Linked DNA regions of Homo sapiens: region 1 is linked to region 2. The links are chromatin loops, found by intact Hi-C in ENCODE. Cell type or tissue: PC-3. All regions are shown on one strand. Links, peaks and the distances in the headings refer to the core of each region. The heading gives the core; the rest is flanking DNA. Region 1 has its middle 93 kb from the start of LINC00520. Region 2 has its middle 65 kb from the start of LINC00520.

Region 1 (16,588 bases), core at 6,206-11,205, 160 kb before region 2:
AACAATACTTTCTACCCTTACATGGGAATTATGAGGATCAAATGAGGTGATAGATGTGGACAACTTTACTAAATACATACAAATACATGACATAATATTGTGTGCTAATGTTGTCAACAATGAGATTGTGTGAGGAGGGTGGATTTGTTAAACAGAGATGTAGAAAGCAACACAGTCCCACACAATCATTCTCAGCATGGACCCTCCTAGTAGCAGAAGTGACTCCTACCACCAAGGAAAGCAAAACACACACACACACACACATACACACGCTCTTACACAGTCTGTGAGTCTGTGGATATAGGACAGGGAGCTCAGGTTACAGAAAGAACTGCCAGGCCAAGGCACAGATCAAAGCTAATCCATGGTAAATGAGTAAAATGGTCAGGTAGAAATTTATAGAATTTACATTGAAGATTTTGTTATGCCTTCCACAGAAATAACTAATAAAAACTTGCTACTTAAAGTAAACTTTAGGAAGGAGAAATGAGAAGCAATCTACAAGTAATAGCAAGTGCCTTAAAACAAGGATGCCAACTCCAAGGCAGACAGCCTGGTAGAAGTGTAATAGAAACCAGGATTATGAAGCAAAACAGTTTTGTGGCCTCAAATAAGGTGCGACTAAGGAAGGAGGGCCTCAAAAGTTTTGCCAGCTGACTGTTGAGGAGAAGGATGGCCATTTCTGTGCCATCTAGCGTGTAAGACGTGCAACATTCATAGCCTGTGTGAGTGCAGCCAGGACCAGGGCCAGGGCATTGGCAGCCAGAACCCCCGGCATGAGGTGGACCCAAAAGGAAGGGGCAGTGGAAATGCTCCCCAAAGTAGCTGTATTAGTCCGTTTTCACACTGCTGATAAACACACACCCAAGACTGGGTAAGTTATAAAGAAAAAGAGGTTTAATGGACTCACAGTTCCACGTAGGTGGGGAGGCCTCACAATCATGGCAGAAGCCACCTCTTCACAGGGTGGCAGGAGAGAGAATGAGAGCCAAGTGGAAGGGGAAACCCCTCAGAAAACGCAGATCTTGTGAGACTCATTCACTACCATGAGAACAATATGGGGGAAACTGGCCCCGTGATTCAATTATCTCCCACTGGGTCCCTCCCACAACACGTGGGAATTATGGGAGCTACAATTCAAGATGAGGTTCAGGTGAGGACACAGAGCCAAACCATATCCGTAGCTGAGAAGACAGCTTTCCTTCAGGAGCACCTAGGAGCTTACTCCTCCCCCTCCGAGGGCTGGCTGAGGTTCCAGTGATTTTCCTAGGAGAGGCTGCCCCAGACACAATACGAACCTCCAATTCCTCAGTGCACCCAGGCTGATGTGGCCACAGGAAGCAAAGCTGCTTGTGCATCATAAGGGTACAATTCTCCAGTTTGGTGCTTAAGAAAATAAAGCGCAAGTGAGGCCAACTTGCTTTCCATTGCCTACTTGAACCCTCCCTCCAAGTGCTTCCAACTTTAAAAGCAACTGGAACACAGAAAGCTCACTGGTAGTTAAAAATTCAGACAGAGTTCGACATGGATTACTTTTGTTCCTGGAATCTGTGTGGGCAGCTTTTCTTTAGTCCTCGACACTTAGCAAGGGACAAGGGACCACAGAAATTACAAAGGCAAGCTTCTAGAGAGCAATCCGTGGTGAGCTGTAATATGTTTACTTATGAATTAGCCTTTAATCAACAGATTTAATATTAATTAAAAATTCATAAGCTGCTCTTTGCATAGAAATGACATAATTATGTCTCTGATTCAACTTAAAGTGTCCACTGCAGAATGTGTAAAATGTTAATTAGTAGCGAAATGCACTTAAGAAAAAAATTCTTTTAATTATGTAATAAGGCTCATTACAATGGGTAATCAACAAAGCTGCCAAATTAGCCCTCTGGTGGCATTTTTCTACATAGAGCAAACAAACTTTTGTTTGTAGACAAGGTGTGGGGGTGTGTGTGTGTGTGTGTGTGTGTGTGTGTGAATAGACAGATTTTAAATTGCTGTGGAGAAGGAAGCAGCAGTAAGTCCCAGAAACAGTTAGAAATGACCTTGTAATCTCTCAATTCTGTCAGACAGTAAAGATGACGCAGATAAAGGAAGAAAGTCTGAAGTATTCCTCCACTAGTTGAGCAAATGCTCAAAACCTCCACTGGGTCTCACCCGATGTGGTGTGATCTTTCGGAGACCTGAGCTCTTTCTAATAGTGGTAGGAGTTCAGGCAGCAAGAGTATTAACAGGTATTGAGATAGCATCAACAGAATATAGAATATCAAAGAAACAGAAAATGTGATCCCTGCTTTTCATTGATATGACCCCAAAAACTGAGTCTCCATCCATCCCGTTTGTGCAGATGCCAGCGTCAAGAACTCATCAAACACACATTTGTGGGCCAGGCACAGTGGCTCACGCCTATAATCCCAGCACTCTCGTAGGCCGAGGCAGAAGGATCACTTGAGATCAAGAGATCGAGACCATCCTGGCCAACATGGTGAAACCCCATCTCTACTAAAAATACAAAACTTAGCCAGGCATGGTTGTGCATGCCTGTAATCCCAGCTACTCAGGAGGCTGAGGTGGGAGTAATCACTTGAACCTGGGAGGTGGAGGTTGCAGTGAGCCGAGATTGTGCCACTGCACTCCATCCTGGGCAACAGAATGAGACTCCGTCTCAAAAAAAAAAATTGTGAACAAAGATGCAACCCATCCATCAGTGGTTCACCATTCACTCATTCATTCATTAAGCCCAGTGCCAGGGGCACACAGAGGACAAAGGTTTGCTTCCAAGCAGCTCTTGAAAGCAGCTTGAGGAGCAAATTTAGGCTTTGAAAATCAGACCATCCCAGATTCCACACATCATAGCCTCATCCTCACTACACAGAGCCACAGGAGCTTAGGCAAATAACTGTTGAGACTCAATGTCCTCATCTACATGGGGGTTACTTTGTCTGCTTGGTGGAGTTCTATAAAGGTTCCAGTGAGACAATCAATGTAAAGGATTTGGCCCCCGCACGGCAAAAGGCAGTGCACAATGACTGTCTCTGCCCCATCCTCACTTCGTGGCTGGTGCTGCTTTGTCAGCCTTAGCTAAATTTAACACACAGTATGATATAAAGACAGTGGATTTTAAGAAATTCTCCATGGACTTTAAATTAACTAATGTTGGTATTAAGCTGGGTAGCCCTGAAAAGTTACGAAGGTTTCAGACCCACCTCTAGATGAGTGCAGAGCTACTGCATCTGAATGAGGATGATCAAGGAGGTCTTGGGCACCTTTCTATATTCAGTGGCTCAGAATACCTAGCTCACAGAGGGTGCTTAATACATGTGGAATTAACAAATGCATGAATCTGCTAGGCAGGCCACCCAGTGCACACGAACTAGCCCAAAGCAGGGAACAACCGAGAGCTTAATCACCCAGTTTAAGCAGACTTGCTGAGACCCTCTTTGCAAGGAGGCTGCCAACTGTCAGATTTCGCGGCTCCAGCAGAGGCACTGATCCATCTTGGAGCCTATGAGTTCATTCTGACAAATGCCTGGAACGTGAAATGGAATGAGGTTGCCATAGTGGATGTGTTCCAGGATGGATCAGGGATCCATCCAAGATGAGCTTGCCCAGTCTGTAATGCACAGGCTCAGTTCTAAAGTAAGCAGCCAATGCCACTGAGATCTCCTTACCACGCTCTCCCGCTGCCAGGATATGCCTTGTTTAGAAAGGAGGGCCAGAGCCTGTGTATGAAAACCAGGAGATCAGCACCAGCCAGGGCAAGGGCAGAAAGACTCTGAAATGTTCTGTTCAGCCTCAACCACTTCTGGTTGCCCTCCTTACTCAGATATTGCTTTTACAAAAGAATTTAATGAACAGTAAAGGATAGATTGCTTAGCTAGAGATAGATGATAGGTAGGTAGGTAGGTAGGTAGGTAGATACATAGATACATAAACATAGATGGATAGATAGAGAAGGTGGGAGGGTTCAGGCACGGCACTTTCCCAGAGGTATGAGCATTTACAAAGAGAATGCAAACCTTTAAAAAGGAAAATCCTGTGTGTGGGGATTCATGGGACAGCCCAAATTTGCCAGCTAAGTGGTACAGCCAGCCCTCAAACATAGGCTTTCTGATTCCAAATCATCATTTCAGGCTGCCCTCATACGTAACATTATATCCTAGGGAAATAAATATGAATAATCAGTTACTCTTGCTTTAAAAAATTCCTCCCACGACACAAAACCTGCTGTAGGAACAAAGTTAAGTTAAATAATTTGGGGGCTCTAATGACAACAATCAGATAATTGAGACAGGAAGAAACACCAAGTGTTTTGACTCCCAAAACCATTTTCTTATAACCCAATTTCAGTTTAAATCTACACAACAGCTGCTGGTGGTGTTACGTAATTCCCTAAAGGCACTACCTCCTAGAAGACAACATTGTAAATAACCGCATCAAATCCCAGCAAACTCTGGTCTCAGCAATGACCTTGAGGCTAATCGGACCTCTACTTTCTATATCCAACAGACACCCAGAAGTGCAGGATATGTCTGGGTGGGCTCCTCCAGGAGCTACATTCACTGTTGTAACCTACAAAACCATAGTAACAATCTCTATACAATTTGGATAATGACAGTCTGTAAGTGTGCTATTGGTTTTCATTATGATAGACCATATTACAAAACTAGCTATAAAATGTTAGATGGGCAGCAATGACCTTCATTTCAATATCAGATTCTTCCCTGACAGCCTCCTCAGTGTCCACTTCGGGATCACGCAGGTGCTGAGTTTCAGTCAGGGCATATGGGAACATTTTTGCTGTCCGTTTGTAATCAGAGCCATAGGAACTTGGGGTGCTTGTTAGCTCTGTAACTCAGATGTTAGCTGGGATTTCACAGACACTTAAGATCTAGGTAAGATGAATTCATGCCCTCTTATCAAAGCCCAAAGCCCTAAGCTCCCTCCTCAAAATTCCTCAGATCCTCAAATATTTATGCTTATATCATCTTTGACCTCCAATTCCCAGCTTCTGCTGTAATTTTGTTTTTCACTCTGCATCTTGTCCATTGATCTCTACTCTGGAATTGACCCAAACTAAGTATCCACTCTCCTAAATCCTCACCTTCAAAACAAGTTCAAATAGTAATAATTATTATTAATAACTAAGACATTGAGTACTTACTATATATCAAGCACTATTCAAAGCACCTATGTATAATGATGCATTTGGTCTGCCCAACAACCCTTTGAAAGATGTTCAGAACTGTTGCATGTACCATAATTAAGATTTGAGGATCACAGCGAAGCAACATCGCATTATGCACCCAAGAAAAACAATATACAATTCTGTCTAGTTCATTCTGGTTGCTCTGGTCTTCAGTTTTTTATAGTCTATCTCTGTCCCATGTAGCAAACCCAGCCTTTCACTCTCATCACATCTCCTTCTACTCTCTCCCATCCCAAATTTCCTCCTCACTTATTCTCCCTTAAATTAACCTAAGAACCTCTTTTTTTTTTTTTTTAGACGGAGTTTTGCTCTTGTCTCCCAGGCTGGAGTGCAATGGCGGGATCTCAGCTTACAGCAACCGCCGCCTCCTGGGAAGAATCTCTTTCTTATGCAGAGAAATTCTGCACCTACCCCCAAATTCACGTGTAGAAACAATTGCTATGCTCAGCAGAACAAGGAGACTCACTCTCCATGGGCAATGACTTCCCTTAGAAGGCAGCTTGGGTTATAAATAACACGTTTGCTTGAGGTTGTTGGTTCTTGTTGTTGTTATACCTAGAAACATATCAGGAATTGAACTGAAATCATTTGTGGACAATCACTTTTAATATTTTAAATTTAATTTCTTTGCATAGGTAGTACATTTTCAAGTTCTAAATTCAAAGAATTCAAAAGCATATACATAATAAGAATTCTCCTTTTGCCCCAGACCTCCAGCAACTGAATTCCTTTCCCAATAGCAACCAATTTCATCAAGTTGTGTACACTCCAGAAATATTTTAGGCATCTATAAATACACTTTCTGAAATTTCATCCTTCATTTTTTTATCATAATGATATGAAAATGGTAACATGTTTTGCCACTGTTTGGCACTTTGCTTCTTTCATTCAACAATAGCTCTTGGTGGTCATTCCATATTTACATGAACAGCCGCTTTATTCTTTGCTATGGTTGTGTATCTAACCAATTCCGTAGGGTGGACATTTATGTTGGTTCCAACCTTCTTCTCTTATAAACTATAGCACAATTAATAATATACCCATTAATCATCTCACATGTGTGTTCACACATAGACATTTAGGTTGATTCCGTATCTTGGCTATTGTGAATAGTGCTGCAATAAATACAGGGGTGCAGATATCACTTTGACATACTGGCTTCATTTCCTTTGAATATACACCCAGTAGTTGTACTGCTGGATGATATGGTAGTTCCATTTTTTTTCTTTTTGAGGAACCCTATATTATTTTCCATAATGGTTGTCCTAATTTATATTCCTACCAACAGTGTGTAAGGGTACCCTTTACTCCACATCCTTGACAATGCTTGTTATCTTTTGTCTTTTTGATGATAGCTATTCTTACTGGAGTGAGGTGACGTTTCACTGTGGTTTTAACTTGCATGTCCAGACCTTCCATGAACTGAGTTCAAGTTCTTTTTGCCCTATCTTCAACCGATCTTCTGCCCACCCTACACTCCAGGTCGACTGATCTCCCAGCTCATCCTCATCCACTCTCAGAGCATTTCTGCTTAAGATGCCTTCCTCAACCTCATTTTTCCACAATCTCTCCTCCAGGAATTCTTCTTCCTGGGCCCCTATCCCTCCAGTATCAGTGTATTCCTTTTCTGGACTCTTCTAGTGTTCTATTTATACCTCGCTATTGGCCTATTCTGCATTGTGATATGTGTATTTATTCATCTAACATTCGACAAGTATTATTTAGGCTCCATGATGTGCCGGGCACTGTGCTAAGTGCTGAGTAGACAGAGGTGACCAAAGCAGTGAGGAGCTCAGTCTGGAGCTCCTCGCAGAGCTCTAACCATCTAGAGGCCTGAATGGAGGCCTAAATCTCCTACCAGGGCAGTGGTTCTTAACGGCAGGTGGTGGTGGCCGTTTTGTCCCCCTGTGGGACATCTGGCAATGTCTGGAGACATTTTTGGTTGTCACAACTGGAAAGGGGTGCATTGCTATATAGTGAGTAGAGGCCAGGGGTGTTACTAAGCATCCTTCAATTCATAGAACCTGCACCCATAACAAAGAATTATCTGGCCAACCTGGACAACATAGTAACACCCCATCTCTACTAAAATTTTTTTAATTAGCCAGACATGGTGGTGCACCCCTGTAGTCCCAGCTACTCAGGAGGCTGAGGTGAGGGGATTGCTTGAGCCCAGGAGGTCGAGGCTTCAGTGAGTCATGATGGTGCTACTGTACTCCAGCCTGGGTGACAGAGCAAGACCCCATCTCAAAAAAAAAAAAAAAAAAGAAAGAAAGAAAAGAAAAAATTATCTGGCTGCAAATGCCAAATGTCAATAGTTGCTGAATGGAGAGACATTGTCCTAGATTTAAAAAATAAATAAAATTAAGTACCTAGGGAGGGGAGTGTGTTTATTGCTTAGTTTAATATTCTCCAAAACCCCCAACACAGTGACTTGATACATAGTAGCTCCTACATATTTTCAGGAATAAAAATGGTACCCTTAGGATATAGGAAAGAGATAAGTTTTAATTAGGAAAAGCAATAAGAAATATTAGTTAATTTCAGAGGGGAGATCATAGTCTAAACTTCTTTGCCATGGGTATGGTAAATTAAGTTAGTATTTTATGCTCCATTGTTATGTTTTCTTCATTATAATATTTATCATATAAATCCACCAACTTACATAACTCATTGGGAAAGCAAGGGATTAATTAGGCAATTTCAAGATGCATAAATACATTAATATTAACAAAATATATATGGTGACTGGGGAACACATTAAGAGACATAAATCAATGATAATATAGCAGAGCAAACTTACCAGCAGAAAGCAGGCTTGCAATGTCTACAAATGTTCTTTTGTATTTAATAATGTGACAGATTCCTGGCACAATCCTCGTATTTGTTATAGGGCTATTAATTTCATCATACGCACCTTGCATGAACTTGCTTTATTGCATTTGTGAGTATAATGGGAAAGGTCATGAGAGGTCACTGCCACGGCAATGACTTGGCATCCACAGCTTTTGAAATGATTCCTGGGCGCACAGCAAAGACAAACCTCTGGCAAGGAATGGCGTTCTGATGTGCTAACAGGATGCCCACAGACATGCATATCAGGTTCAGGCTACCTGGGAGCTCTAGCCAAGCCCAGAGTCTCCTTATATCTGCGGGATTTTCCTCCCAGCTGTCCAAGGAAGACTTTATTCAAAGGTATAAATCCCCAACACTTCAGTCTTAGAATCTTACTGAGAGCTGTAATTGGGCCCTTTTCATTTTACAGAGAGTGAAACTAAGGCAGAAAGAGTTGAGGTGGTTGCCAAAGGCAGACAACTGGCTGATAGATGACCTGGTCTAGAGGCCTCTGAGGCTACTAACATCTCTTTACCTTTTCTGATTTAAAATCAAATAATCTCCCACTATTAAAGAGAGATTACACTTAATATACCCATTGCTAGCAACTGGCTTCTTTATTTCATGTATTATTTGGTTTCAAATGCATTTTACCGTTGAAAGAGGCTTTGTATACCTTTAACCAAACATGGATATGTTAATTTACGCATTTGTCAATGTCTGGTGGTTGATGTCTGTGGAGCAGCCAGTGTCTAATCAAGAAAATGGAAAATATTCCAGATATTTCAGAGGGCATTTCATACAGGTAAATGGTTCATGGGGTGTTGGAGGGATTGGGGAGCACAAAAATCCAAACTGCAAAATTGCTCAAAGATAAGTAACTGTGGAAAGGGCTTAGAAGAGCAAGGGGGACATGATGTCCTGGCTCATGTCCACTGCACTCTCCTGGCTGCCACAGTAGGAATCACCTGGCTGCTGAGGAGGAACCCAGGAGAGGCGCTTGCTGCCCACTGATGCTGCTTCCATTGCTGCTACTGCTGCCTGGAGCTGATAGTCTCCCATCACTACCTCCCATTGGCAGAATCTAGTAAGCCAGCTGGCTAAGAAGTCTGAGAGGCATAGTTTCAGGCTTTTCCTGTCCCAGAAGTAGAAAGGTGGGTAAAAAAAGGCTAAGTATGAAGTTGAGTGACCACTCTTCCATTGAAAATTCTGTGCATGTCTCATGTAAGAACAAACTGCACGTGTATTTTTAAAACGTGCCCATTGTTGCTCCCATGTCATCCAGTCTTCATCATCTTTTATTCCTATTTTTTCTCTTTCCTTCCTTCTTCATATATTCTGGGCTAAGCAATGCATTTGGCATTGGGAATGCCAAGTGAACCAGACAGTGTTCCTGCTCCATGAGAGTTATAATTTATGCCAATGGTAAGACAAACCTTTTGAGCTCTTCCAAATTTTTTTCTTGTTTTCATTTTTGTTTTTACTTTTCCCATTTCTAACTTTCCCAGGATAGTAATTCCCTTATTTAAATGACATACAGATGCTGCTTAATATTCATGAATTAGAGAGCTGTTTACACTCCTACGGTAAACATAAATCATTTGTCTAATAGGATGCAATTTCAAGATTAAGAGAGGATACTAGTTAACGAGTGTGTGTGAATTTTATCGTCTTATTCTTCATAGCTGAGACTCAGTCAAGGCTTTCTGTATGTTTATTGTAATCAGCCTAAGGGATATTAATAAATAATATTTTTCAAGACAAAAAAGATGAAAACATAGTTTGTATATATGGATCTCTCTCTCCCTCTCTCTCTCTCTCTCTCTCTCTCTCTCTCTCTCTCTATATATATATATATATATATATATATTTTTTTTTTTTTTTTTTTTTTTTTGAGACAGAGTTTTGCTCTCGTTGCCCAGGCTAGAGTGCAATGGCACAATCTCAGCTCAACGCAACCTCTACCTCTCATGTTCAAGCAATTTTCCTGCCTCAGCCTCCTGAATAGCTGGGATTACAGGCATGCACCACCATGCCTGGCTAATTTTGTATTTTTAGTAGAGATGGGGTTTCTCCATGTTGGTCAGGCTGGTCTCGAACTCCCAACCTCAGGTGATCCACCCATCTCAGCCTCCCAAAGTGCTGGGATTACAGGTGTCAGCCACCGTGCCTGGCAGGATCTATATTTCTCATAGAGCTTCTCTGCAAAATGCATAAAAACCAGTTTGTTCACTCATTGAGCTAAATGTATTGATGGTTACCAGTGTATCCAGTGCTTGGTGCTAAGTATACAGACGAACATAAGAAAGAAACCCTGTTCTCCAGAACTTGCCACCTACTGGAGTCAATTAACAGTGACAGCCTGGGGTACAGAATGCCTAATGAAGGGGTAAGAACACACAGAGAGAGGGTGCCCACGTCAGCCGGAGGACTCAGGGAAGGTTTCCAAGAGAAGGAAGGATTTCAATGAATTTGAAGGTGGGTACAAATCAAGTGAATAAGGGAGAGGAGGAGAAGGCCTTTCAACCCCAGGGCACATTGCACAAGAAAGGTCATGAGATAGGTATTAAGGAAGGTGCAAGGATGACTTCTATCAAGCGTGAAATGAGATGACACTGTGGTTGTTAGCAGGAGTTGGGCTTTGGAAGTTTTAAACTAATGTGCAAAGGGCTTTATTCCTAAGGAGGTGGTGAGCCACCTACCAGCTTTGGAGGGGAGAATAAGATCATTCTGGGAGCAGCATGGAGGATGGATTGAAAGGAATCAAGACTGAGACAGAGGGAACAGTTGGAAGACATTGTGGTCCCTAGATGAGAAATGACAAGGACAGAAATTGTGAAGCTGGAGGGGGAGATGAAGAGCAGAAGGCAGAGCCAAGAAATATACAAGCTAGAGAGTCAATAACATAGAGTGAGAAGAGGAATGCTGTGAGAGGGCAAGGAGGATCTCAAATGCCTTCCAGGATGCTGATTTGGGTGACCTGCAGGCTGGTGGTCCAATGACCAAAGCCAGGAAACATAGGAGCAGGACAAGTTAGCAGAGACAGATAGTGAGTAGTGGAAGATGGCTGGGGGAGAAGGGGAGTTCCATTTTTAACACGTTCAAATTCAAATGCCTAAGAAACATCCCCATGAAAAGACCCAGTGTTTGGTGGGCAACATGGATGTGGAACTCAGTGGACAGGCCTGAGCTGAGCTGTCTGCATGGCTTTGAGAGTCATCTGCTTTGTAAGTGAAGCCACGGATGTGGAAGAAATAACTCACATGGGAGAGAAGAAGGCTAAGGATAAATTGCCTGAAAACATCGACGTTTAAAGGACTTACAAAGTGAAAGAAACTCACAAAGAAAAGGGAAAGAATGGTCAGAACTGCAGGAGGAAAAAAAGTATGCCTGTTCTGCTCTTCTTCATCTTATGCACCTGGATCCCCCAGGTTGTTTCTGTTGGAAACCAGTTGTCCATCCTTTCGTATCCTATTCTTCAGTGAGTTCTATCATTACATTTTCAAAACAGATCACAACTCTGTGTGCCTCTCCTTACACTACTGGCAGCATCTGGGTCCTGGTTCAAGCCCCTGGACTACGTGATCTTCACCTCCCCACTCATCCTTAATTCCCCCTTGCTCAGCTGTAATCCAGAGAACCTGCCTGTTTTGTTCATTCAACACAGCAGTAGTTTGTTGAATGATTGAATGATTGAATAAATGTAGAACTGCCTAATGGTACAAAGAAATTGGGAAAATTCTTTTGATTGGGCATTCGGGAAGACTTTGGTAAAGCCATTCTCCTGGAGAGGTAGAAGGTGTTAGTAGCTGTGTCTTTAATTCTCCGTGATGTTAGTGACAGGGATTATTCTCTGCGGCCAGAGGTTACTCTCTTGCCTGTAGACAGAAGAGCTGAAATTAAACTATTTCTTAAGATTTTAAGTTTCCATAGAGAAGGGGATTTTTTTTGGATGATCAAAAATATCCATTGCTACTCAGTGCCTCATGCTTTTAAGGAAATCATAGCATTAACTGTCCAAATCTTGAATCTTCCTTAAACCTCCCACTAAAATTTTGATATATCATAAATGTCAGTGCCTCTAATGAGATACCAGTACCAAATCCCCTGGGGTCCTCATACGCTTTCTATGTCACATCTTGGCAACTTTCAGGAAGTGAGGTAAGGGATTTTGTGCCTTCTACATCAGAACCAAATTGAGGAGTAGATGCTTTCACAATGGAAAATTTATCTCACTAGGTACATGTCTGCCAGACCATTACTGCACCTTTCTGTAACCTTTATGAGGTGTGGAGTGAGTGGGTTTTAAAGAGGGAAAAAAAAAATCCTCTAACAGGATTTCTCATGAGTCAATTGCCAGAGTTGGCAGAAAGAGTAAAACTGAGTTGATGAGGAAGGAGGGGCTGGAGTTTTGCTGCAGGACTTGGGCCTCATTAGTGCTTGGCACAGAGGCCTAATGGAAGGCTTAAAGTATTGTTGGGACAATCCCTCAGATTCCCGAGTCTGGGGACTGTCTCCAGAAAAAGATGAGTAAACAAGTGTGCAGCATCAGCGTTGGAGTCAGCATGCCCAGGCAAGAACTGCGGCCCGATATTTATTGCTCTGCCAATGCTTCCCATTAAGGATGTCCCCTGAAGGCTCTAGTATTGGACACCATTTTTCAGATAGAAATTTAGTAACTCAATTGGCATCCACCTGGGCCCCATGGCAAGTGGGACTAAAGCTTGTTTTCCCTTCAAGTGACAACACAGTGATAAATAGATCTACCATCTTTCCCTCCACTGTAATACTCACCCTCTGGCCCTCCTGCATAGGAAAAATGTTTTCATCTTTCCTTGCTAGAAAGAGGTGTGCATTAACCCGGTTCTCCCAAGCCCAGCTCTAAGCGGAGTATAGGCGGAGAGCTGGGTTTGGGATTTGGTGATTGTTGATGACACCCGACTTTCCTTAAGGTCATTCTGCCCCAGAAGAAAGCTCAGATTGTCAGACTGCAATGAGTGTTCCCTCCCTTTTAGCTGCCTTGCAAGATAGGGAATTAGTCCCAAGACTGTCAAAGTCATAACAGCTGTGGAGGAAATCCAACATGGAAGGGGCTCAGAGAGGGCCCAGGGGAAAGGGCTGCCTTGCCGACAAAGCACTAAGGATGTCCTTGAGCTGAGTTTATCAAAGAGATCAGTTCACGATGGGCTGTTCCCCACGATATTGGAGATAGATGGCAACCAGTATCCCAAGACCCTGAGTTTGCTCCAGGCTGATTTTCCAGGAGCATAGAGATCTTCACCAGAGATCAGAAGCAAAGCACCGGAATCCACAACAGGCGCCTTAAAAGCAGCCCTGAGCAGAAGCTGCCAGAGGAAGGTGTGCTTCCTCCTCCCTCCTGATACCCCTGGCACCTAAGATTCCCAGGTCTTGGAGCCTGGGCTTCAAAGCAAGGCCATCTAAATGGTCACAACAAAACCAACCAACAGCCCAGACACGGTAGCTCACGCCTGTAGTCCCAGCACTTTGGGAGGCCAAGGCAGGCAGATCGCATGAGGTCAGGAGTTCGAGACCTGCCTGGCCAACATGGCGAAACCCCATCTCTACTAAAAATACAGAAAATTAACTGGGCTTGGTGGTGTGCACCTGTAATCCCAGCTACTCAAGAGGCTGAGGCACAAGAATCGCTTGAACCCGGGAGGCAGAGATTGCAATGAATCGAGATTGCCTCACTGCCCTCCAGCCTGGGTGAAAGAGCGAGACTCCATCTCAAAAAAAAAAAAAAAAAAAAAAACCAAGAAGGTGCCCCTCTGGAGACCTCCAGCTTCTATCTCCTGCCAAGTTCCTCCCACCTGGGTCTTGAATGCTGCATCTGGGAGCAGGGTGTCCTCTGTGCTCGTGAACAAATGTAGGCTCTCGTGCCTCAACCCTGGCCCAGCTTCAGAATCATTTAGGGGAGCTCTTAAAGAAATAAATGTTCAGGCCCCACCTGCAGACACACTGGAGGCGTGTGGAATTTTAAAGGTGGCGCCCAGGAATTTTAAATCATTTTGAAAAGAGACTTGATGCTGATGCAGCTATCCATGGGCTCACTTTGAAATCACAGTGCTGTAGAGAGGAAGGATTCCAATCTGATTTCAAATCTCTGCTTTGCCACCAACTGGCTTAATATGTAGACAAGCTCTTTTAACATCTCCACATCCTAATTTCCTTACCTCTGTGGTACAGGTAATATATTGACGTTTATAAAGCACTGATCCTTATTTGTATTTACTTGCTGTTGTCTAAGCCTGTGCATTTACGTGAGGTTTATTGTCCCAGAGAAGGAAAGGGTGGAACTAGTGTGGCCACTCCCTTATGAATACCTGGGGAGCCAGGGTTGGGGCAGAGTGGTCTTCAGACTTCCAGAAACTTCCTGCTTACCGAGGCACCTCTGGGTCCAGATCATTATAAGGAAATCAATGTCCTCTTCCACCTGCAGTGTGTGTCTGTGACCCTTTCCTATCTCCCCCTACACTAGTGCCCTTCCCTGACTCTACAGAGAAAGGCACTCACCTCCAATTTCACCAAGAAGCATTGTCCCAGGGTGCAAAACCTATGCTTAAATAATTAACCATAAAATGCATAGTATGTATGTGTGTGTACCTATATATGTATAACTTTGATCAACTATGTATCAAAAATAATTTTAATTAGAACTTAATCCATAATAAATTTTCTAAGACAGTGCTGTGGTGACAAAAAAAAACAATTGAAAATGTTCAACTTATATACAAATTTTTTTGAGAAGAATGATAGGGTAATTCATAAAAGACTTTCAAGCATAAAAATATATCATGTTAGGATAAAGTTCTGCAGAAATGAAATGGAAATACAATTTCAAGGAAAGAGAGAAACATTATGTAACTTCCAACTGATAAAAAAGAGCTTGTTCATGTGTTTTTTGAACCATGGGTATTAAATCACTATGGTATTTAGATTCTATTGGATAAGTTTAAAAGAGTGATATAAGAGTTGTACCCTAAAATATCAATATTTGCAAGATACCAATAATTACATCCTTTGCAACTATTTAATTTAGATAAAAGGCATCTAGTATAATTTAGATAAAAAGCATCTTTAAAGAAGATTGTAGCTTTTTAGAAGGTTTTGAGGACACAGACAGAAAAAAAGTTACAAGGCCACTGAGCTGTATCACAGAGTTGTCATGCATGCCAAGTTGGAGAGAATCTGCAGGGGACATGGAGGTAGTGGAAGCGTGACCCCTTCCAGCCCCAGGGATCATGGTAAGAGAGGGACTGGGAGAGTGGCAAGCCAGTGTGATCCCCCGCTGCCCAAGGCATGAGGATCCCCGTGGCTGGTACATGACATATGGGGATCCACAAGTTTCCATGTGCCCCAGCACAGAGACAGGACAGGAAGGTGCTGAGTCATTGCCTCGTGCAGACTTCACTACAGGACAGCCGACCAGAGCCTGGCAGTTCCAGGCACCTGTCACCCTCGAAGACCAGTGGGTCCATTTTCCTCCCCTGGCCACTCAGACCTGGTGTACACCAGACCAGCCTCCCCTGGTAGAGAGCAGTGAGAGTCCAGAAATCCCATCCCTGACCCTGTGGAATTCCAGTGAGTCCTACAAACACTCAGGACCATCTGTGGGCAAGAAGCAGGGAGTAAGGAATGCTGCAAGAGAATGGGATCATCAAGGGAGAATGAGTCATCCAAAAGAGACTAATTAAAAGACAAATGAAAACAGCCCTGATAGGGAATTTAACTTAGGAAACCTTGACTATTTAAATAGGAAAGAGGCTATAACCCAGAAGACATTGAGACACTGTTAATTGGCAAGAGTCAGTTTTGTGCTACCCAGCAGGGTGTGGACTCATAAGAAGGTTCAAGTCAGCTAGAGAAAATAGAGTCTACGTTGTCTTTGCACGTCTGCACGTTCTGTGAGCAAATTTGACATTCTATTACACCTGGAAACACGGTTAATGATATTTACCTCGCAGGGTTCCTGTAAGAATTAGAGAGAATGCACATAAAGTTCCCCAGCACGTATGTGCCCCTCAAAGGACAACTATCATTCTTTAAAGTTCTGAGTTTCATGTGTAGGATGTGCAGGTTGTTACATAGGTAAATGTGTGCCATGGTGGTTTGCTGCACCTATCAACCCATCACCTAGGTATTAAGCCCTGCATGCATTAGCTATTTTTTCTGATGCTCTCCCTCCCTGCAGCCTCCACCCCACAGGCCCCAGTGTGTGTGTTGTTCCCCTCCCGTGTCCATGTGTTCTCATTGTTCAGCTCCCACTTATAAGTGAGAACATATGGTGTTTGATTTTCTGTTCCTGCATTAGTTTGCTGAGGATAATGGCTACCAGCTCCATCCATGTCTCTACAAAGGACATGATCCCATTCCTGTTTGTGGCTGCATAGTATTCCATGGTGTATATGTACCAAATTTTCTTTATCCAATCTATCATTGATGGGCATTTGGGTTGACTCCATGTCTTTGCTATTGTGAATAGTACTTCAGTGAACATACGTGTGCATGTATTTTTATAAGAGAATG
Region 2 (16,588 bases), core at 5,783-10,782:
GGAGAAGCTGCCAATATTTCACCTGACTCTCTCCCATCTCTGCAGAATTCTATCTGAAAGTTATTTCCTCAGGAAAGCTCCTCTAATCCCCCAGATTCATTTATTCCCTCAACAAATATTTATTGAATGGATAACATTTACTGAATGGCCCCCAGGGGTTAGATGCCCTTAGTACAATCTCTCCTAGCTACCCCCTTCCCTCTTTGAACACTTAATAATGATGTTAATTAACTACTTACATAATTATTTCTTAGGGTCTTTAAGACCTCCTTTTCCCACCCACCCTTCTGGAATATTGAGCTACTTGACAACAAGAATCAAATTGGTCTTGTTAACTGCTGTATCCTCAGAGTCTAGCTTCTTTTGGCACCTATTGGTTGCCAACACATGCTGAATGAATGAGTGAACAAATGAATGAGCAAACTGCCAAGGCCAGCGCTGTTCAAATAGAAATGCTGACCACAAAGACAAGTCATACATGGAATTTTTAATTTTTTAGAAGCTACATTTTAAAAAGTAAAAAGAGTGAAATTAATTATAAGGATATAGTTTATTCATCTCAACATATCTAAAATATTATCATTTCAGCACTTAATCAATATGAAATAATTATAAAAGTGATCTTTTGCATTCTTTCTCTCATGCTGTCTTCAAAATCCAGTATGTATTTTACTCCTACCACACATCTCAATTTGTACTAGGCACATTTCAAGTGCTCAGTAGCCACATGGGGCCACCACATTGGACAGCCAAAGTCCAGGCTTAAACAGAGGCTTCCAGTGTGCTCATTTTCTGGTAAGGTAGGAGAAAAGTTATGCTCTGCTATGCCAACACACAGTATAGCCATTATGCTTATGGTCTATTGAGTCAGACTGCTTGGTTCAAATCCTGACTCTACTACTTACTCCTTGTGCCCTGGGAAAATTACCTAACCACCCTGTGCCTCAGGTTCCTCTTCCAGAAAATGGGAGTCATAACTGTAGCTACACTGTGGGAGACTGTATTAGGAGAAAATGAGTTAAGACCCATAAAGGCTGGGGGCGCTGGCTCACGCCTGTAATCCCAACACTTTGGGAGGCCGAGGCGGGCGGATCACAAGGTCAGGAGATCGAGACCATCCTGGCTAACACAGTGAAACCTTGTCTCTACTAAAAATACAAAAACAAAATTAGCCAGGGGTGGTAGCGGGCACCTGTAGTCCCAGCTACTCGGGAGGGTGAGGCAGGAGAATGGCATGAACCCGGGAGGCGGAGCTTGCAGTGAGCCGAGATCGCGCCACAGCACTCCAGCCTGGGTGAAAGGAGACTCCATCTCAAGAAAAAAAAAAAAACCATAAAGCCCTTACAACAATGCCTGCCACACAGTAACTACTCAATAATATTAGCCATTAATGTTTAATTATGTTTATATCTTATAAAGCTATTAGGCCCCACTTGCTGCCCCAAGAGATGGGAGGTAGCTCTAGTCACAATACATTCTGTTGGTAGGATGAAGGTAAAACCAGTATCCATTTTAGAGATGAATTCTGAACATATTCTTTCATGGGCACTGCAAGATATATTTTAGCAAAAAAGATTGGGTCAGGTACAGTGGCTTATGCCTATAATCCCAGCCCTTTGGGAGGCAAAGGCAATTGATCACTTGAGCCCAGGAGTTTGAGACCAGCCTGGCCAATATGGTGAGACCCTGTCTCTATTTATAAAAAATAAAATATAGATAGAGATAGATGATAGATAGATAGATAGATAGATAGATAGATAGATAGATAGATAGATAATTGTGGACATACAAATTATATAGGCTAGCAAAAATTTTTAGGTTCACCTAAAGAAGAAAATTTAGACTCTGCCATAGTACACTCGTCATTTGTGAGAATGGGAAGTACCGGTTTAAATAAAAACCTTTTACAACTTTGTAAAGGTTTTTTATGCATCTCTTTCACCTCTGAAATTCAAGTTCCACTGTATAAGACACACAAGTTGTCTATTTTCCAATCCAGCATGTAAAGCAAATGACATTTACACTGGACTTCCTCCGGCATAAAATCTGCTTGGGAAAGCTGAGGACTCCATAGGTTCCAGCCCTAGTGCTGATACCTTTCTTATCCCTGTTTGCTGTCACCATGGTCTTAGAGCAGAGGAACACCACCTTTGGAGAAGAGCCTGGGTGGGCACAGCATTGCTGACAGGGGCAGCTCTTCGCCTTCTCAGTTCCAGGGGATTCCCACCAAGCTGGGGTAGTTCCAATCCCATTCTAACTCCATGTGGTCTAGGCTGAGAGCCTCAGGGTCAGCCCCACACCCAAGCTTTCTAGGTGTTCTTTTGTCCAGGGATCACAGAGTCCAGTGAGGTCCAGAATCACTAGATCTGTGACCACAAAGGAGTAGGCATGGAGATGAAATGGTGTGTTGCACTTGAACGGGCATCTTTGCAAAGAGGATCATAAAATATGGAAACGCGCCAAAAAAAATCATTGTGCATTGGGCTTCCACAATCACTTCTGTGTGTGTGCATGTGTGCATAAATGTGACTGAGTGACTGAGATGGCCAAAGTGACTTGCAGGGACATGAAATTGAGCCAAAGCCCCCAGTCTGTTGAAACATAGTCATCTGTTTGAAGTTAAGTGTCTACTTACTTAGGAAATAAGAACACAGAAGAAAACAGACAAAGAGTAAACTCTGGCATATTGAACTCTGGGAGCTTCTCTGCCATTCTCTCTTTGAATATTGCCTCTTCCTCATTCTCTCTTTCTACTCAAAATGTGATGTATGGACCAGGTGTGGCTTCACCACCTGGAAGCTTGTTAGAAATGCAAAATAGCTGGCACCTCTCAAGACCTATGGAATCAGAATCAAGAACTCAATGAGACACCTAGGTGAACCATATGCACATTAAAATTTGAAAAGCACTAGTTGATATTCTTTCCTTCTGGAACTTCTATTAAATCTATACGAGTCAGGGTGGCTCATCATATCCCATCACAGAACAACCAGGAGCAGGAGAGTGTGGGGCCTGACTCCTGCTGCTGAAGCTTCCATCTGGGGGAAGGAAAAAGAATTTATCTTCTTAATAGTTTGAAAACTATTACTCAGTCTATGTAACATCTCTTTGGCCACATCATTTTAATACATAAATCAAAATGTATGTATTAGTCTGCTAATAAGACATACCTGCTAATAAGACATACCTGAGACTGGGTAATTTATAAAGGAAAGAGGTTTAATAGACTCACAGTTCAGCATGGCTGGGGAGGCCTCAGAAAACTTACAATCATGGAAGAAGGGGAAGCAAACATGTCTTTCTTCACATGGCAGCAGGAGAGAGAAGAATGAGAGCCAAGTGAGGGGGGTAGCCCCTTATAAAACCATCAGATCTTGTGAGAACTTACTCACTATCACAAGAACAGCATGAGGGTAACCGCTCTATGATTAAACTACCTCCCACTGGGCCCCACCCATGGCATGTGGGGATTATGGGAACTACAATTCAAGATGAGATTTAGGTGAGAACACAGCCAAACCCTATCAGTGGCTAACTGCCATAAGAAACAACCTTAAGATGTCAGTGGCTTAGCAGTGGTTTCTTTCTAATTCATATTCAAACTGAGGCAGCTGAGCAGAGGAAAGGGAGAATTCGTCACTCAGGAAGCCAGAAGAACTTCCATCTTCTCATGAAGGAAGAGAGTATGTGAGAGATTGTAGGAGAGATTGTCCAGGCAAGAGGAAAGTGCTGCTCCTCCTTCCTGCTCATGTCTCATTGGCCAGAACTCAATCACAAGGTCCACCTGACCACAACCAGCTAAGCTGTGTGGTCTAGAAGTGCACCCTGGTAGAAAAGGAGGAACTCAGATACTGGTGACATGAATGTGTTGTGCTTATTCTGTGCTCCATGTCTCAACCTCCTATCCCATATTCCATTTGTCTATCTTTTGGTGCTGTATCCTGGGTGATTTCTTTATCTCTACCTTCCAAATCACTAATTCTCTCTCACATTCAGTCCAGACCAACCTTTGTCAAATGTTTTCTTAAAGGGCCCGGTAGTAAATACTTTAGAGTGTGTGGCCACATCGTCTCTATTCAACTATTCAACTCTGCTATTTGTAGTTCAACAGCAGCCTAAGACAATATGCTAAAGAATGGGCATGGCTGTGGTCTAATAAAACTTTATTTACAAAATCAGGCAGCTGGCCCACAGGCTAGAGTTTGTTGATCCCTGGTCTAGACCACTGCTATGGTTTGAATGTGTGTCCCCTTCAAAATTCATATGGAAATTTAATCCCTATCATGGTGGTATTAAAAGGTGGGGCTTCTAGGGAAACGATGAAGTCAAGAGGGCTCTGGCCTCATGAATGGATTAATGGCCTTACAAAAGAGGCTGCAAAGACAGTTCACCTTCTTGCCCTTCCATCCTTCACCATGCGAGAACATAGTGTTTCTCCCCTTCCAAGGATGAAGCCACAAGGAGCCATCTTGGAAACAAACACCAGGTCCTTGCTATACAACTTGATCTTGAACTCCCAGCCTCCAGAATTGTGAGAAATAAATTTCTGTTCCTTGTAAATTCAGTCTCAGGTATTTTATTAATAGCAGCATAAACATGTTAAGACAGATTTTTATTTTAATTACTTTTTTTTGTTTTCTAAATTTCTATCTCTTGTTCAAATCTGCCTGTTCTTTTTTATAAGGTCTTGTTTTGCTGTATGGATTCTATTTTCCCTTTATTCCTCTGAGTGTTTTAAACATTTATTTTTAAGTTCATTTCACATCACTCTATTATCTGTGATTCCTCTGGGATACTAACTGGTCACCAGGGGAAGTGACCAGCAAACAGCTGAGCCTCACCATATCCCACCACAGACCAACTGGGAGCAGGAGAGTGTGGGGCCTGGCTCCTGCTGCTGAAGCTTCCATCTGCAGGAAGGAAAAAGAATTTCTCTTCTTAATAGTTTGAAAACTAGTCTATGTAATATCTCTTTGGCCATGTCACTTTAATACATAAATCAAAATTTGTAATATCTTTTATCACAAAACAAGCACAAGTAAAGAGTAGCAGTTATTAGCTTATCAAGATGGCTGACACCTCCCAGCTCATACAGATGGTGTTGCACCCTCTGCTTCAACAGGCTCAGTGACTGGGAGACCTCCCTCCAACTCAAAGCACCTATTCTGGGAGGTGCTTAACATCCTTGAGCCTCAATTTCATCATCTATGAAAAAGAGCTAATAATGCCTACCTTACAGAAATGTTATGAAATTTCATTAAAATAATATAAATAACAGTGCTTGACCCAAAGTAGGTACTCAACAAATATTTCCATACGGAAGCACAATCTGATGTCTGTGTCTTATTACTGATGTCACAATCTCATTAAAAATGTCTTATTTATCTTGAACTAAAGATATGTTCTAATTCTGCCCTGTTGACTATGTAGAATGGGTCTAATTCTTCTTCCAAGAAGCTCTCAAATACATGAGGGTGATGTGTCATGCCCTCTTCACCAAACTTTCTCTTCTCTAACCAAATGCCCCCAAGTTCCTCCAACTAAACAAGAATTTCTTGTCTCAAAAGTAACTAGAAGCTCTTGGGCTCTAGTGGCTCCCAAGACGGAGCTCAGCACCAATAACACACCCTTTGCCCCTGGGGATCCCAAACTTGATCTTGTGGATATGGGTAAAGTTCATGATCAGCCAAATGCTTTCTTCATTATACAAAATTCAGGGGAGTGTCTCCATATCCTCTCCCCATTCCCAACACTGATGGCAAACCCTGTTTTGTTTCAAGGAGCCTGTTTTAGGATGAATATGCTCTTCACCATTGAAATCCAGTTCTGAACCTTTGAAGTGACATTTATTGTGGTTTTAGGAAAGGTTCACTGGAGGTGAGAAGTGACAGCTCTGGGTGATAAATCAAATGCAGCTCAGTTTTAATTTAAGGGAAAACCATCATCAAGTCAGCATGGCTCAGGCATCAGCCAGCCCTGGCTGGCAGCTTGTGATTTCTTATGTAAATGGTAAAGAGAACATTGAACGGTGACAATTTCTTCAGCTGCTAGGATGAGCCGTCAGCTTCTGTTCTCTGCTTAAACTTGACATCTTAAACTTCTGGTTAGAGGAGAGTCATGTTAACAAAAACGTTTCAGGACTAATCATAATCATAAAGCCTTTCTTAGAAACAACGGTACTTATACAGCATGTTACACAACACACCTGGTCTGTTTTGCTTCTTCAAAGCAGAATAGTCTAGCTTGGGATAGTCTAGCACTGCCTGTCCAACACAGTAGCCAGTAGCCACATGTGGCCACTAAGTGTTTGAGATCTCGCTAGTTTACATTAAGCTGTGCTAAAATAGAAGTATAAAATATGACACAGAATTTCAAAGATTTCATACAAAAAATGTAAAATATCTTACTCATAATCTTTTATGTTGATTTTATGTTGAAATGATAATATTTTGGATATAATAGATTAACTACTTATTAAAAAGTAATTTCACCTGTTTCTTACTGATGTCACAGTCTCATTAAACATTTTTCCATTGTGGCTGATAGAAAACTTTAAATTACACATGTGGCTCACATTTGTGGCTACCATTATGTTTCTAGTGGACAATGCTGGTCTGAAAGGCAAGGCAGGGAGCTGGAAATCCCATGTTTCTCTAGCTCATCCTCTCGGTGCAGACTCAGAAACAAAGGAGCTTACCATCAGAAGCTATCACGGGTTTTACTGTTTCTTTGTTGGTTAGACTAGAGCAGTGGTCCTCAAACTTCAGTGAACATAAGTGCTATGGACTGAATTGTGTCCTGCCCTGCCCCCCTCAAATTCACATATTGATGCTCTAAATTCCCCCATGTGATTGTTTCGGAGATAAGGCCTTTAAGGAGGGGATTAAAGTTAAATGAATCATAAGGGTGGGGCCCTGATCCAATAGAACTTGTGTCCTTATAAGAAGAGGAAGAGGCCAGGAGCCGTGGCTCAGGTCTATAATCCCAACTCTTTGGGAGGTCAAGGAAGGCAGATCACTTGAGGTCAGGAGTTTGAAACCAGCCTGGCCAACATGGTGAAACTCTGTCTCCACAAAAAATACAAAAATTAGCCAAGCGTGGTGGCATGTGCCTGTAATCCCAACTACTCCAGAGGCTGAGGCATGAGAATCGCCTGAACCTGGGAAGCAGAGGTTGCAGTGAGCTGAGATTGCACCACTGAACTCCAGTCTGGGTAGAGCTTCTCTCCCCAATATATGAGGACACAGCGAGAAGGTGGCCATCTGCCAGCCAGAGGAGAGCCCCCACCAGGAACTGAGCCTTGCAGGAACCTTGATCTTGGACTTTCAGCTTCCAGAACTGAAAAAATAGATGTCTGTTGTTTATGCCACCCAGTCTGTGGTACTTTGTTATGGCAGCCTGAGCAGACTAAGACCATAAGCATCACCTGGTGAATTTGTCAAACACACAAATTCCCAGACCCTCTTCCTGAGAAATACTGATTTTATTGATGTGGGATAGGCCTGGGAATTCACTTTTCTTTAGCAAGCATTGTAGGTACATATATGTGGACCATACTTTGAGATACCCTGGACTACAAGAAACATAATTATCTGGACTCCTTTGGCACTGTTGCCGGCCTGAATTGGACCCCCAATTCTGCCACTCCAGCAGTAGTAGCCAAATTAGTTTGATCATGGGCGCCCCCTTTTGGTAAAGCATTTTTGAGCATGCAACTCACCACACAGCTATACTTAACTGATAAATTACATATGCCCAACTGTAAATCATATACTAAATATTAGTAAAGATTTTTTACATAAAAATAAATACAGAAAAGGAGTTATGCTGTTTTCTTTCTGGGTCCCAGTGGGCCATCTTTAACCTGTGGAAGTCTCTCACTGAACACAAATTACACAGCTTCATATTTCCTTGCCTTTGCATGAGTTCCCATCTGCAATCTGTGCAGTGAGAAAATGCCTATTTATGCCTCAGGATTCAGCTCATAAATCCCTGTGCAGCTCTTTATTCCCCCTCCGTCTCCCACAGGTGGAGTTATTCCTTCTGCCCCTCTGTGCAGCACCTCTGTACTAATGTCACCTCTACTGACTTATCACATTGAATTGTAAGTATTTGTTTAACGTTTCCATTCCTTAAGGACTGTGCTTTATGTATCTCTGTTTCACCTGGGCCTTACACACAGTTCCTGGTACATAATGTTTTGTGTTTCTTTGGTTGGTTTGGTTGGGTTTTGTTTTTTTTCTTTTTTCTTTTCTGTTTGTAACAGGAACAAACCAATGAATGTAAGTGCAATTAACCGATACTTGAAGCAAGCCACCGCCCTTCTATGCACAAGCAAAATCACCCCAGTGCATGTGAAAAATAACCCACATTAAAGGGTGCAGTGCAAAAAGCTATCTAAAGACATACTGGGTTTTAAGTTTGAGTTTACAAAAACATGTATAATTCACACAAGAGCTGAGGATGAAAGCAAACAGCTTAAGCAGCCAACAGCATAAGGAGCAGAGAAGAAGGATTTTTTTTTAACTGATCTTTTTTAATTGTTTAATTGTCTTAAGATCAGGATCCCCTGGCAAAGTCACAATGGATGGTTTGTGAGAGGTCTCAGTACATCTTTGTGAGGCAGGACAAAGATGGATGGGGAACAAGAAAGCTTTTAAGGGCATTACAATTTATTATCTATATCCAGGTCTGCACTGCACAAAATGAAGGAATCATCTGGTCCAAACTCAAAAAATTGTGGCTAAGAGTATCACCTTTTGGAAACACAGACCTGGCTTAGGGTGTATAATAGCAGTGTCCTTCCTCTGCAAGGTCTAAACAGCCTCATTACTTAGGAAATTGTCTTCCCTGTTCCTTCACATATCTCTTACTATCTCAGTCTGTGCTTCTCCTGTGGATTATAAAGGGCTGCCCAGGCTGGAAGAATTTACTGGCACCCTCTCACATGTGCTAGGGTGCAGGCTGATGAAACAAATGCTTTGTCACTTCCCTGTTTACACAAAAGCTTTTTCTCTCAGCAGGAACTTGAAAGAAACTAAGGTGAACATAATCAGTTTATCTTCTTAGACCCACTTAAAAGGATTGACCCTGTGATATACTGGAAAGCAAAATACAAGTCTGTTTATAAATGGCTTTTTAAGGTGATTAACAAGTAACATTAGCAGGTAGAAAGATTTCCATACTGTTTCCCCAAGAGTAGGGTTGCCAAATGTTGCAAATAAAAATATGGAATGCCAGTTAAATTTGAACAGCAGATAGATAATGAATAATTTTGGGGTATAAATATGTCCAAATATTGCGTGCACCCTAAATTTTATCAGGCAACACTACCTCAAAGGGAAAAGGCTGTACATAACCCTTGTGGGGAGAATGTCTTCCCATTGGCTGAAAGGTATATATTAATAAAAACATAGGCCCGAAAGTTGAGATATCTGAGTTCTCTTCTAGATTAGTTTTTCATTAATTCATCAATTCTTCATCCCTAACAGTCTAGTGCCATGTACTAGGTTAATTCCTTAATAATAAAAAAAAAAAAGTTGCTGGAGAGAAACATGGTCCCTGACTTCTTTCAGCTTATAATCCAATGGTGTGACCCTTAGCCTGCCTGTGCCCCATTTTGCCAGCTGTAGAATGAAGCGGTTGATCACCTTGGGTTTATGTTTTGCAGAGTGTATTCTATACTAATAGATATTCCATCAAAGAAGGTTTTTGTGACAAAAAATATAATAAACATTGAGTTAAAAAGTTAATAGCATTTTACTGTAAGTCTTGTCAACATTTTAATGAGCTAATCATCATCATGACCCCTAGATGGTGACTTACTGCAGAACCATCCCTTCGAGGAGCCACTCTGGGGACTAGTGTTCTATGGAACACACTTTGGGAAATGCTGCCCTAAGCCAAGAACTAAAATTCTTTGTAAGTCTGTACTTGCCTTCTTTCCCTTCTCTGCCTAAAATGTTCTTCATCCTTAAAGAGCCAGCCCATATGTTTCCTCCTCTGTGAAGCCTTTCCTTCTGACTTCCCCCCAGTCATCACTCCCCACTGAGAACACATAGGGCATCACAAGGCAGAGACATTTGTCTGGTTCAGTTCTACATCCCAGCACCAAGCAATAGGCCTGGTCAGTACAGTGAGTTATGCCAGCAAATATGCTTTCTCATGAATAAGTAAGCGAATTAACACACACTGCCAACCAAGTTACCCTGTCCCCTGCCTTCCCATAGCACTTTTTTTGGTTGTAATATAATTATTTAATTCCTACCCTCTTTATACTGGAAATATTTTGAGGACAGCAAAGAAACATTATTAATTTTTCCATCCCTAGTAAATAAGCTCAGTCCCTGGCACATGCCTTGCTCTCTATAAACGACAATAAATAGCATTTACTGCATCACTCTTTACCAGGTACTCACATGAATTATTTTATTTCATCTTCACAACAATCTCATGGAAGGCATTATAGCAGATATTGTGGATTGGCTTGATCATCCTCCATACTAGAAAGCTGAAAACTATTTCCCAAATTCCTTTGGAGCTCAGGCTTTGCATATAGATTAGGTTTCATAAGTTATAAGTATTTGCATGAGTTTGGGAAGGTGAAAATGAGGCAGAGGCCACTTCTTGCCCCTTTTAGAAATTTCATTCTGGCAAGCAAGGGTGTGGAGATGTGATCCTTTTCTGCAGCAGGACTGCAGTCCTTCTCCAGCTTCCTGGGCATTTAAAGCAGAACCAGTAGCAATACAACATTTCAGCTGTGTTTTTAAACTCACCAGTTCCCATCGTGCTGGCTTCAGAGGTACAGCTCCCCTAGTACGTCAGTTCTGTGATAGGGAATCACTGCTCCTCCAGCCCTTTCAGCAACTGTGTAAGTATATAGTTCCTTGTATTAAATCCCTTTCTGCTAAAACACCTAGAAGAGTTTTAGTTTCTTGTACTAAACCCTTGCTGAGACAGAAATTACTATCATTATCCTTTCTCCAGAAGAGAAAACTAAAGTATAGAGAGATTAATTTATTTCCCCCAAGGTACCAAGTGGCAGAGCCAAGATTTGAACCCAAAGGCCATATCCTTTTGTTATCCTCCTCTCAACAAGATCACACAGGGCAGGGTTGCCAGTAGAACTCAAGAAGGAAAAACTGCCTTCATTTACCAGCCAACCACTACTTAAAATTACTAGTAAAATGTAAAACTGTTTTTACATTTATGAATTATGGCATATCCACCTATGGAATATTATGCAGACATTAAAAATAAAGTTGTATAAAACCATAATAAAAGAATATGGTGTAGAGCTCTATGTTAATAAATTTGAAAGCCTAGATAAAAATTTTCTAGGGAAATATTTATCAAAATTCAAAGAAGTAATATAGGAAAAGAATGATCGATAACTTTGATAGCAATTGTATAAGTTGCAAATAGTTGCCCCTGCAAAAAAAAAAAAAAAAAACACCTAACATAAGTGGATCCATGGATGAATCCTTCTAAATTTTCAAGGAACTGATCATTCCAATGCTACCTGTTTCAGAGCATAGAGAAAGAAATAAAGCTTTCCAGTTCTTTTCAGAAAACCTAAATACCAATGACTTAAAACCCAGCAAAACCTTAACAAAGAGAATCCAGCAATATATTAAAAGGGTAATATGTTTAAAGTTCATATGGAACCAAAAAAGAGCCCATATTGCCAAGACAATCCTAAGCCAAAAGAACAAAGCTGGAGGCATCACGCTACCTGACTTCAAACTATACTACAAGGCTACAGTAACCAAAACAGAATGATACTGGTACCAAAACAGAGATATAGACCAATGGAACAGAACAGAGGCCTCAGAAATAACACCACACATCTACAACCATCTGATCTTTGACAAACCTGACAAGAAATGTGGAAAGGATTCCCTATTTAATAAATGGTGCTGGGAAAACTGGCTAGCCATAAGTAGAAAGCTGAAACTGGATCCTTTCCTTACACCTTATACAAAAATTAATTCAAGATGGATTAAAGACAAATGTTAGACCTAAAACCATAAAAACCCTAGAAGAAAACCAATACCATTCAGGCCATAGGCATGGGCAAGGACTTCATGACTAAAACACCAAAAGCAATGGCAACAAAAGCCAAAATAGACAAATGGGATCTAATTAAACTAAAGAGCTTCTGCACAGCAAAAGAAACTACCATCAGAGTGAACAGGAAACCTACAGAATGGGAGAAAATTTTTTGCAATCTACCCATCTGATGAAGGGCTAATATCCAGAATCTACAATGAACTTAAACAAATTTACAAGAAAAAAAAAACCCCATCAAAAAGTGGGCAAAGGATATGAACAGACACTTCTCAAAAAAAGACATTTATGCAGCCAACAGACACATGAAAAAATGCTCATCATCACTGGCCATCAGAGAAATGCAAATCAAAACCACAATGAGATACCATCTCACACCAGTTAGAATGGCGATCATTAAAAAGTCAGGAAACAACAGGTGCTGGAGAGGATGTGGAGAAATAGGAACACTTTTACACTGTTGGTGGGAGTGTCAATTAGTTCCACCATTGTGGAAGACACTGTGGCGATTCCTCAAGGATCTAGAACTAGAAATACCATTTGACCCAGTGATCCCATTACTGGGTATATACCCAAAGGATTATAAATCATGCTACTATAAAGACACATGGACACGTATGTTTATTGCAGCACTATTCACAATAGCAAAGACTTGGAACCAACCCAAATGTCCACCAATGATAGACTGGATTAAGAAAATGTGGCACATATACACCATGGAATACTATGCAGCCATAAAAAGGGATGAGTTCATGTCCTTTGCAGAGACATGGATGAAGCTGGAAACCATCATTCTAAGCAAACTATCACAAGAACAGAAAACCAAACACCGCATGTTCTCACTCATAGGTGGAAACTGAACAATGAAAACACTTGGACACAGGGCAGGGAACATCACACACCGCGCCTGTTGTAGGGTCGGGGGCTGGGGGAGGGATAGCATTAGGAGAAATACCTAATGTAAATGATGAGTTAATGGATGCAGCAAACCAACATGGCACATGTATACATATGTAACAAACCTGCACATTGTGCACATGTACCCTAGAACTTAAAGTATAATAATAAAAAAAGGGTAATAGGTTAGGCAAGTTTTATTCCAAAAATACAAAAGTAATTTAATATTAAGAAATCTATTCATGAGAGCATCCACACTGATAGGTTAAAGGAGAAAACTCATGTGGCCATATAAATACATGCCTAAAACAGAATTTAATAAAATTTAATACTCATTCCCCAGAAAAACCCTTAATGAGGTAAGATGATATGGATACAGGAATATGTAGTGACATCTATAACATAATAAATATATTTAAAGAAGGGAGAATAAATAGATAAAAATATAGGTCTTAAAAGAGCTAGCTTAACATTTATATGGTGAATTACCATGGAAATAATCCTGTTAAAATCAAGAAGGAAAGTTGTCCACCATCTCTACTTTCGTCCAGCAATATTCTGGTGGTTAATGCAATTAGACAAAAGAATAAATACAGTTTTTAGCAGCTACTAAGCTCTCTGCCAGCACCAGTGATTTCTCTGATAGATCCCTCTGTGGAACCAGCACAATGCCAACTAAACTCTTAAATGACCAGGGCTTCCTCCAGACCCCTACCCTCTGTCCAGCCTTGTCATAGTCTTACAATCAGTATGACCATGAAATGAAGAATGTTCATACTCACTCCCTTTCCACACTGCATCCCATGCAAAGTTATTTGATAAAAATTCCGCAACAGAGAAAAAAGGACCCTGCCCATAAATTCAAGCCCTTTTGTCGGGTGACACCTTTTGTTTGTGGAAGAGAGTACTGGCACAGTGCAAAGACAAAAGCAGGAGGTAGATTTCAAAAAATAAATAAACTAGCGAAGTTTGGTCACAAATGTGAATGGAGACTTAATTGATTTGTACGTGAAAAACGCCACAGTGCCTGAATCAAGGCTCCATACAAAGTCATCATTATTATTATTCACCACTGTAAAAGCATGGCTTGTTTTCAGTTCTTCTGTGTTGAAGCTAGCGAGACATGATCATAAAGCTCCAAGACAACGTTCAATTACTAGTGCCTCTTATTAGAAAGCAGCATTTTTCTTTTCAGGGTTATATACCACCATTTTTCTTATTCATTACTGATGCAATATCAAGCTGTGAACTTCTGCAAGGCTGGAAATAATTCATGCAACCAATCTTCTTTAACAAACTAATCATCTCTCCCCCTTTAGGAAGTACCAGATATGGAACACTGGTGATGATTATGAAAAATAACAGTATTTATAAGAACCCACTGGGCTCAATGCTATCTTCAGTATAGCTAAGGAAACTTTAACTGTGTTTAATGATCTTTCCAGCTAACATTGTCATTGAAACAGGCAGGGCCTGCCACAATCATGTTAAGACAGAAGTTCTCAAACATTTTGTTCTCAGAAACCCTTTATACTCTTGAAAGATGATTAAGGACCTGAAAGAGCTTTAGTGTAAATGTATTACAAGTATTGATTTTTGCCATTAGAAATTAAAACTGAAAAGAATTTTAAATATGAATTTGTTAATCTTAAAAGAATTAACCTACTACATGTTAATATTTTCACAAAATACAACTATATTTTCCAAAACAAAAACATTAGTAAGAGATTGGCTTTGCTTTATATTTTTGCACATCTCTTTCATGCCTGGCTTCTTTAAAGATAGCTAGACTCTCATATCTGCTTCTATATTCAACCTGTTCTGATATCACATGTCACAGAGCATCTGGAGAACCCCTCTGTCCACTCATGGGAGGATGCAAGTGAAAAAGGCAAATAACGTCTTTGTAGAATTATTATTAAGATAGTTTTGACCTCACAAAGATACTGAGAAAGTCTCAGAAACACTGGGGTTCCCCCAACACATTTTGAGAACTGCTGATTTTGAATAAGACTGACTCCCATCAAAGGTAATGTTTACTATGTAGAGAAGAAGGCAGGCACTAGCATTGGAAAAGTTAAAGTTCCATTGGAGATACAAAGCTAAACGGATACAGAAAACAGTGTCACTTTAAGCAGCTTATAATTTATTTTGCAGTAATGTGGTGATGTATATTGCATTACTGTTCAAAATAGTTGCTGCCTTTCTTCCCAGTTTCTTCTTACTGGCCTCTGTCTGCAGACACCCCTCCTACAAGAAGATCACGCTCTTTCCATTTCGTAGTGTTCATGTCTGCCATCAGACTCACTGTGGCCAATGAAATGTGAGTGGAAGTGACATGTGCTACTTCTGTGCAGAAGTTTTCAGGGACATTATATGATTCCTGCATCCCTCTTCTCTCCAGTGAGACCCACCATGTCTCAGGAAGGAGCTGCTTCTTCCGCCTGGGTCCCAAAATGAAAACCAGGTAACCCTGAGCACATAATTCATCTCAATGGAGCAGACTGGCAGTCAGTCCGTGAGGTACATTAACAAAGGAGTAATTCACTGACACGCTTAGAGTTGTTTGCCACTGCAGTGTAACTTAGGCTATGCTGACTGATACAGGTGGGTAAGATACATACAAAAAAAGACCTTAAACATTCAAGAAAATCTAGGTTGTTTGGGGAAGGGAGCACTGACACACGTGTTAAGGAACAGAAAGCAAAGGGGATCTCACTCAGCATCCTCAATTTTTTTTAGCAAATATTTAATCAAATGTAAGAAGTATTATGGAGTCAGGCCCTATGCTAGACATTGAATACTCAGGGATGAGTAAAATGTGGTCTCAGAATGGAAGGAAGTGGTGGGAGCCATGGGCTTTAACACTAGACCTAGATTGGAAGCGTAGTTCTGCTACTTCAACTGAGTGATCTTGGGTAAGTTTTCTGAGCTTTATTTTTCTCATCTGTAAATGGGAATGATAATACTTCAAATGATGGTGAGTTTTAAATGAAACAACTGTGAAAAGCATATAACAGATAGCTCTGCACACAGTAGTCTGCACGTGCAGGACAGGCTACTTTTCCTCCTCTTTCATCTTCCCATCTCACACTCCCAGGTGAGGATCTTGGGATTCTTTGCTTAGCTCTGTCTATGAGTTTTTCACTTACTTTTCTAGAGTTTAGTCTCTCCAAAAATAAAACATTGTATATATACGTACATGCACACACACACACACACACCCCTTTCATTTTATCTGTCACTCAGCTAATACTTATTAAATACTATTATTATCCCTATTTTACAAATTGGATAAGTAAAACATAAGGCAAGGGGGATCTCTGTCAGCACCCTCAATTTTTTTAGCAAATATTTAATCAAATGTAATTAGCATTATGGAGTCAGGCCCTATGTTAGATATTGAATATTCAGGGCTGAATAAGACATGGAATGGTCTTAGAATGGAAGAAGGCGGTGGGAGTCATGAGTTATTCATGAGAGATTAAATAAGTTCCCAAGATCACATGTTAGCATATACATATCTACCTTTTAACAGCTGATAGTACTTGACAGTGTTGATATATTACAGTTTACCTAACCATTCCCATTGTGATGGACATTTTCAACTTGTGATTATGTT

The links. Hi-C counts contacts between places; a loop is a spot of excess contacts. Peaks named below come from ENCODE experiments on the same cell type or tissue, not always from the same donor. Only the 100,000 strongest peaks of a DNase experiment are listed, where the experiment ranks them.
Region 1: a loop joins it to region 2, with 8 times the contacts of the local background. A loop is called at or near these places in 1 of 110 quality-filtered maps.

What each region holds. Positions count from the first base shown.
Region 1 is chr14:55,880,912-55,897,499 of GRCh38, reverse strand. No RefSeq gene overlaps it. Among named protein-coding and RNA genes, the nearest start is that of LINC00520, 93 kb to the right of the region's middle. In PC-3, for the core only: no CTCF peak of the experiment used is centred there; a DNase peak (open chromatin) is centred at 8,189; H3K27me3 peaks cover 1,339 bases.
Region 2 is chr14:55,723,182-55,739,769 of GRCh38, reverse strand. No RefSeq gene overlaps it. Among named protein-coding and RNA genes, the nearest start is that of LINC00520, 65 kb to the left of the region's middle. In PC-3, for the core only: CTCF peaks have their summits at 7,461 and 7,678 (motif pointing left); a DNase peak (open chromatin) is centred at 7,689.